Linked DNA regions of Mus musculus: all the other regions are linked to region 1. A link is a loop called in an ENCODE intact Hi-C map of the cell type or tissue named here. Cell type or tissue: heart. All regions are shown on one strand. Region 1 overlaps Slc20a2 (solute carrier family 20, member 2). Region 2 overlaps Slc20a2 (solute carrier family 20, member 2). Region 3 has its middle 22 kb from the start of Mrps31.

Evidence for each region. Hi-C counts contacts between places; a loop is a spot of excess contacts. Peaks named below come from ENCODE experiments on the same cell type or tissue, not always from the same donor. Only the 100,000 strongest peaks of a DNase experiment are listed, where the experiment ranks them.
Region 2: it touches region 1 in a loop (2.4-fold over the local background); 2 of 42 quality-filtered maps call a loop at or near these places.
Region 3: a loop joins it to region 1, with 4 times the contacts of the local background. A loop is called at or near these places in 3 of 42 quality-filtered maps.

The regions. Positions count from the first base shown.
Region 1 is chr8:22,504,888-22,507,387 of GRCm38, reverse strand. The region is part of intron 1 of Slc20a2 (solute carrier family 20, member 2); the gene reads right to left. Among named protein-coding and RNA genes, the nearest start is that of Smim19, 29 kb to the right of the region's middle. In heart, a CTCF peak has its summit at 1,206; a DNase peak (open chromatin) is centred at 987; H3K4me3 peaks cover 314 bases; H3K27ac peaks cover 1,257 bases.
Region 2 is chr8:22,564,967-22,567,466 of GRCm38, reverse strand. Slc20a2 (solute carrier family 20, member 2) reads right to left here. Exons shown (of 11, transcript NM_011394.3): 10 at 1,769-1,853. Among named protein-coding and RNA genes, the nearest start is that of Vdac3, 28 kb to the left of the region's middle. In heart, a CTCF peak has its summit at 1,180; a DNase peak (open chromatin) is centred at 1,906.
Region 3 is chr8:22,431,644-22,434,143 of GRCm38, reverse strand. No RefSeq gene overlaps it. Among named protein-coding and RNA genes, the nearest start is that of Mrps31, 22 kb to the right of the region's middle. In heart, CTCF peaks have their summits at 761 (motif pointing right) and 967 (motif pointing left); a DNase peak (open chromatin) is centred at 783.

The DNA.
Region 1 (2,500 bases):
AAACAAGTTGCTTAACTTGAAATTGTTCTACTTTAAGTGTAAACGTAGTTCAAACTAAGCAAGGTGACGGGTTTAATTTAAAGTAATACTGAAAGTAACACTGAAATTCCGTTTGCTTCAGTCTAGATATAAGTTGGGACTGACCAAACTGAAAGGCAGTTAGGTGCTTTAGATACAGTGGATAACTAACTCAGTCAACCGGAACACCCTTTAAGTCACCCTCTGAAACCTTCCTTATAAAGTTTTTTTCTTTAGGAGAATAAAGGTCTATTTTCTAAGTATAAACTTTTCCTTTTAAAAGATGCTTCCATGTATAGGCTTAGCAAGGTAACACTTGCTAGCCTCTTGTGTCTGCAGTGTATCCACTTAAGAAGGGTATTAACTTTTTACATGTTTCCCCCAACAGTTACTACCCCAGAAAATAAAGTTAGAGACACACTGTAACCATTTCTACTAATCTAACATTTTAACATGCAAAAGAAGAACTAAGCTACATTTTTAAGATAAAAATAAAAGTTAAGAATCAAATACTTTCTGCAGGAAAATCTGAATACTCTGAGACACTCGCCGCCCTGCACATGTAAAGAAAACACTATACCACCATTCTGACACGGCCGGGTTGTAGATCAACACCAGTTTTCCCAAGGCAGATAAAATTACCACGATAGTCACTTTAGGAAGATTTAAGGTATGAAGAACAAAGAAAAGTCTTAAAAATTCCCAGAGTACTCACAAGTAGTTCGAAAAGAAATCTGAACCGCAGCTCTCCAGATGTCTGCTCTCCGGACCATGAACACAACCTGAAGTCTGAAATAGACAGCTATCGCACAGGCCCAGAAGTCACATTTCAGCTTACTAACTTCTACTCGGGTAAACAGTTTTACAACTCACAGAACAAACGCTGGCTAAAATTAACTACAGCCGAGCAGCAGGCAGGAACACGCTGCTTTGCATCATGTGGGCTGGGATTTATTCACTAGGACAACACTGGTGTCCTCTTTAATGGGATCCCCGCCAAGGGGCGTGCCCTGCCGAACAATGCACGGCATCAGGAGTACTCTAATTACTGAACTCAGTTGAATAGTACTAACTTACTTTAAGTCGGTTCTGCAAGTACCAACAGAGAAAGAGTAATACAGTCTTCCCCGGTCTTCTCCAGAACAGGCAAGCACTTGATGTTCAAGCACATTCATATCAGACAACTTTGGCAACCAGGTGGCAGTGGTGTGATGTGCTCTTCGCAGCACATCTGTGAGATTACCCACCAGCTTTCGGCTTTTCTTCTGTACTTCCCAAGAAGGTGCTGTGAGGACACACGTTCACTTAAAAAACAAAACCCACCACTGAGAACAAACATCTCCAACTTAGCAAATGCGCTTTACAGCGCATCTATCTCACTGTGTGGCTGGCTACAACTGGAAAGGAGATCCTCTATTGGAACAAATGAACATCCTCAAAGCGTACTGAAACCCAAGCAAACAGTTCAAGACTCCAAGAACGCAGCCAATACTTAAAAGAAAACCAGAACACAATGCATTGTTTAAAACCCACCAATGCTCTCACTAACTACAACGTAGAACAAAGGCGCAGTCTGCAGCGTCTAACCTGGATGATTCAGACTGGTTTACTTTAGGCATTTCAGTTCTGATGGCAAACTTTGCCCTGAGTGGACACTTCATCAATCAAACCTCCAGTCACACAGTCACACCCCCCACACAGGATACAAAGTAATTCAATGGCTCGAAAGCAACTGGATTACACCATCTTTCTCCAAAACCCTCTATGACATGACTCCATATTAAGAGCACACCTAAAGTCCTCATATCTATCTTCTCAGGGCTACTTGTTTTCCTGATTTAAAAACGCCACGGGGATTTATTAGACTTAGACTTCAGGGGGTTTATTAGATCTGGGTTCATGGTCTTCACACGGCAAACCTAGGTCTGGGGTCATGGTCTTCAGCATGTCCCTCCACAGCAATGGTTCTTAACCTTCCTGGCCGCTACTCAGACAGTTCACCATATCATGGTGACCTCCAACCATAAAGTTTCTTGTTTCTACTTCATAACTATAATTGTGCTACTGTTATGAATCGTCAGGGTATCTGATATATGGCCCCTCAAAGGGTTGGGACCCACAGGTTGAGAATCGTTGCTCTATAGCCTTGCATCTACTGCATGGACCACTGAAACACAACCAGACTCTGAAGAAGCACAGCCTGTCTATGCTAAGCATGCCAAACATTGCCGCTGCCGTACTCTCACTGGCAGAAACTGGTGACTGTGAATAACTGGTAACTCCTCACGCTGTTCATAAAGACTGCTGGCTGCACATCTGACACTCTGTCCCGTGTCCAACTTAGGTTCTCCAGAGAGTGCACATATGCCTCTCTGTAACAGCCACTGGTATGTGTTCTACGTCACTTCAACCAAAGTTCCTGGACGTGGGCACTGTCATCCATCCCGTGATGAAAGAGAGTAAGTTATGATAATCAGAAGGC
Region 2 (2,500 bases), 60 kb before region 1:
TGGTAACAGTAACATACATATTTATTAAGGTCTTATACAAATTAGATATAAATATCTTAATAAAATATCCCTATTATGCTATAAATATCGAGCAAGTTATAATTCAAGGTGAAAAATTAAAGTTTGATTTTATTTTACTTTACTTAATAACTAATTAATTTTTTTGAGACAGGGGTCTCACTATGTAGCTCAGGCTGGCCTGGAACTTGCTGTGTAGCCCAGGTTGGCCTCACACTCAAGAGATTCTGCCCTCCCTCTGGTTCTTGAGCCCTAGTGCACCACCATGCCCGACTTGAGAGTTAAGTTTGAAAGTTAGTATATGCACCTATGTGCACATAATGGTTTTACTGTGACATTTCCACATAACACAGGGTCTTCATGTTCTCTGCTATCCTTTCACTGGCCTCCATATTCCTAATCAAGTCTCCTTCCAGAGAGGCTGGAATTGCTAGGCAGGAGTTCCTCTCCATGTGACTTATATTCCATTACTGTGGAGAAGATGGCTAATAGGTGACAACAGCTAGGGAAGCCGGGCAGGTGTGACTGTTTATGCCTACAAAATGGCGGAAAGTGGGCAGCTGAGATGGCCCGGTGGGTAAAGGTGCTCACCCACACAGCTGCCACCTAAGGCTGATGAGCTGAGTTCAACCCTGGGACCCACCCACATGGTGACCACCGCATGAATGTCGTGCGCACACACACACAGTGAATGAGTAAATGGGAAATTGAGAAGCTAGCTGCCTTTTCCTTGGCACAGAGTAAGCGTGGAGAACAGGGAGATGGCTATCCTCATAGGCCACCCTGTTTTTTGTTAAGTATTTCAGTGAACCCGTGCTTCTTTGGTAATTTGTATTCATTTTTTTGTGGCACTATTGGCTGAACTCAGGATCTCAGTTGTGCTAGGGACACACGCTATCATTATGAGCCGCCCAAGAACCTTTCATTATTTTAAAACCTCCCGACATTGGAGCAGTCCCCGTGGGTGAGCAGTGGGGGTGCCAGTCTCTGCTGGCCTTCCTCCTGTGTACGAGGGAGGGGAACAGCAGAGCACCATGCCAGCCCTGGGTGGGAATGCTTCTTAACCTCTCTCTGCCTCCATTCCCTCATCTGTGAGGCTGGGCAAGTGCTATCTCAACCGTCCTTGCAGTTTGTGAGTGGGTCAACGTCCCGTTGCACTTCCAGCGGTGCCCAGTGGGGGTCGCCTCATACATCAGAGTCAGGTTGGTTGGTATGGTGATGTCTACTGATTGATTACAATTAGGAGGACCCTGTGAACAACTGGACATAATACACCATACCAGCATCAGGAGCTACCTCCTGACCCTCATTTGGAATAGACTCTAAGGCACAAGAGTCAGCCTAAGCGTCATGTGAGGGGAGAACCAGAAGCAGCCACATCTTATAATTGCTCTGAAATAATTTTTGTTTCCTTCTGTTTCTGTCCTGCTCTGAGGTCAGTTCTGCGCAGTGGCAGGAACCGGAGGGCACATCCCATGGGAACCTGCAGTCAGGCTCAGTGCACACACGACTTCAAGGGGAACTTGCAGGTGGGCACAGTGAGGGCACAGGCGAGTGGAAGCTCTCACTGGTGCTGAGGAGGCACAGCCTCAGCACCAGGTGCCTTGCTGGGGACCGGGAAGGATTAGAGGCGGGTGCTAGGGAAACAAACAGGCCTGGCTGTCCCACACCAACCACACGGTGTAGCTGCTTCTTTTCAGACCGACCTGCCACCCCTCAGAATGGCAGTCTCTGGCTGGCAGGGGCCTACCTTGCAGTGCGTGGTGCTGACAGGAAGCCCGATGTTGGAGGCAATCACCACGGTGAAGGCAGAGGCCAGCTCAATAGTGAAGCCACTGTGTGGGGGGGACAGGAAGACAACGTCACAGGAGCTCTTTGTGTGGCCTTGCCGACACCCCGTGGCTGCAGAAGTCTTGCCAGAACATTCTGTAAGCTGGTTGTGGACGGCTGCCTGAGCCAGATGACCATTAGGAGAACAAGACTCTGTTGCTCGCAGCAGGGCAGCGGGCTGTGCAGCTGACGCCCATGACCTTGTTTTCCTAGCATGTTTTCCAACCTGAAGTGTGCAACTGGGTCAGAAATTCCTGCTGTGCAGTAAGATGATAAATTACTCATTTCTACTGGGGCAAAGGAAAGACTAGGTGCTTGTTTTAAACAACGTGTGAACGTATTACAAAAAAGCAATCTTCAGATGACCAATTTAGCAATCTTCAGATAACAAATTTTTTTCAATCTAGTCTTCTAAAATAACCTTTTGTTAGGATGGATCTTAAGGATGGGGAACTGAAAATTGGAAACCAAAGGGAACAGAAATCCCTAAAATAAGTTTAAAAAAGAAACACGGAGAAAAAAAGATTTCCTACAACAGATAGTTCTGAAGTTTAGTTGTATTCTGTCAGCTGAGATCTGCTAGCTAACCTTGAGCCACACAGCCACAGGCTGCTCCACAGGATGACTAACATGACATCTCAGATGTGCATGC
Region 3 (2,500 bases), 73 kb after region 1:
CATGTGAACGGGCATGTCCAGGCAGTGCTGGAACATGACATACATATGAACTGGCATGCCCAGGCAGTGCTGGAACATGACATACATATGAACTGGCATGCTCAGGCAGTGCTGGAACATAACATACATATGAACTGGCATGCCCAGGCAGTGCTGGAACATAACATACATATGAACTGGCATGCCCAGGCAGTGCTGAAACATGACATACATATGAACTGGCATGCCCAGGCAGTGCTGGAACATGATATACATATGAACTACCATGTCCAAGCAGCCATGTGAAAAGGTGTGCCAAGTCTGCCACATGGAGGTCCTGGAACATGGTAAGCAGGCAAAGAAGTGTGCACAAACCATAACTTGGCAGCCCCGGGACATAGTAGGTGTGTGAATCGGTAGGTATTCTCAGGCAGTCACATGCTGGTACTAGGACACAGAAATCATGCAAACTGGTGTGCCCTGGCAGCTATGTGTCATGGCTGGGACACGGCATGCATACAAGCAGGCACACCCAAGCCACTGCTTGGCAGTGCTTGAACACAGTTGCATGCACACAGGTGAAACCAGCCTGCATTGTGGTGGTGTTGGGATATGGTACATATGTGAACAGGCATGTCCAGGCTGCCATGTAGTGGCCCTGGGACACAGCAAGCATCTGATACCCCTGGGCATTTAACTGTCATGCCCAGGAGATGACATAATGGTGGTGTGACCTGGCAAGTGTGTAAGCAGGCTTGCTGAAGCCACCACATGGTGGCACTAGGGCATGGTAAGCAAATGAATAGATGTGCCCAGGCCACCATGAGGTGGTGCTTGGATAAGGCACGTCTGTTATCATAACCCCACCACCAACGCCCCTCAGTTAACCAAGCTCAGAACAGGCACCAAATGTCCTAGCCACCAAAGGTAGTGCTGGGACACGGTGGATTTGTGAACAAGCAAGCCTACTCTGCCATGTGTAGGTGGTGGAACAGCGCCACCATGTGGCAGCTCTGGGAAATAGCGTGTGTGCGAATAGACATGTCAGAATGCTGGGACACAGAGTTCCTGTAAACACGAGGCTACACTGCCTTAGCAGGGTACGGGTGCAGACAGCCATGCCCAGCCTACCACATTGCACCCCAGGGACAAAAATGGCCTTCAGACTAGTGTGTCCAGGACACCATTTAGTGGCTCTGGGATGTGGCAAGTGTGCAAACAGGTATGCTGGGGCCACCATGTTCCAGAGCTAGGGCAAGGTATGTGTGTTGAAAAGGTGTGCCCAGGTGATCAAGTGGCAGCCCAGTGGCCAAGTGGCCATCCTGGGACACAGCAGGTAGTGTGAGCCTGAAATGGAAAGGCTTCTAATTAAGACAGTTAGTTTTGCCTTTAGCAAGCAGGTTTGCTGTCTAGACAGATATTGGTGGCAGTCCCTGCTCGCAGAAGAGCAGGTGTTACACTCTGCAGAAAAGAGGCAGGGCGAGCAGGTTCACAGAGAGAAGCCGTCAGTAGAGCAGCGTTGGCTCTGATGTCCCAGGCCAGGGACACTTCCTTATCTTTTCTTTTCTTTTCTATTTTCTCCCCCCCCCCCTTTCGCTCTGCCCCGCTTGCCCATAGGTCTTTTATTTGTTTCTCATTAAGGATGGTTGTGAGCCATCATGTGGTTGCTGGGATTTGAACTCATGACCTCCAGAAGAGCAGTTAGTGCTCTTAACTGCTGAACCATCTCACCAGCCCTTCTCGCCTTTTCTTATTCCCGTGTAACCAAATATTTCTCTAGTAAGCTTGCTAATCACAATTAATATGAAAACTTATTGTTTTCCTTTTCTTATTCAACTGTGCCCTGCCTGGTTCTCCCCTTCTGGGGTAAAAAAAAAAAGAATAGCTTATTATTATTTTTTAAATTGGAAATATAGTTTTTCATGCTCTATATTCTGATGGTTTCCCACACCCAAACTCCTCCCAGATTCTCCGTTTCCTCACTGACCAACATCCACAGCCTTTCTTTCGCTCTCTCTTTCCTTCCTTCCTTCCTTCTTTCTTTCTTTCTTTCTTTCTTTCTTTCTTTCTTTCAGCGGAAAACAAATATCTATCTAACTAAATATATATAAATAAAATAAAGCAAAAAAACAGGACCTTTCCTTTGTATTGGTGACTGATCAGGGTGAACAGATGTTTGGTCGCCCCAGGAGGAGTGAGTACAACAGCCTTGGACACCCACTCTATCCTTCAGTTTTTCCATCTGAATCTTCAGTAGTTTAACAGAATAGAGGACTATGATTATGACAGATCTCTGAGAAAGGTAAACTGACCAACAGGGAGAGAAACCCTATATAGAAGACAAGGGAGATGCCAAACTTTCAGCTTTTTCCTCACCCTACTGTCCTCCATCAGCCCACGCTGCTCAGACATGGTCAAGGCTGGTCCTGGATGTGTTTACCTGAGGCTGTGAGTGTTAGCTCAAAACTGATGGAGGAGCCACGGGGAAGAAAGGAAAGCAGAAACCAGCGTCTCCAAAGAC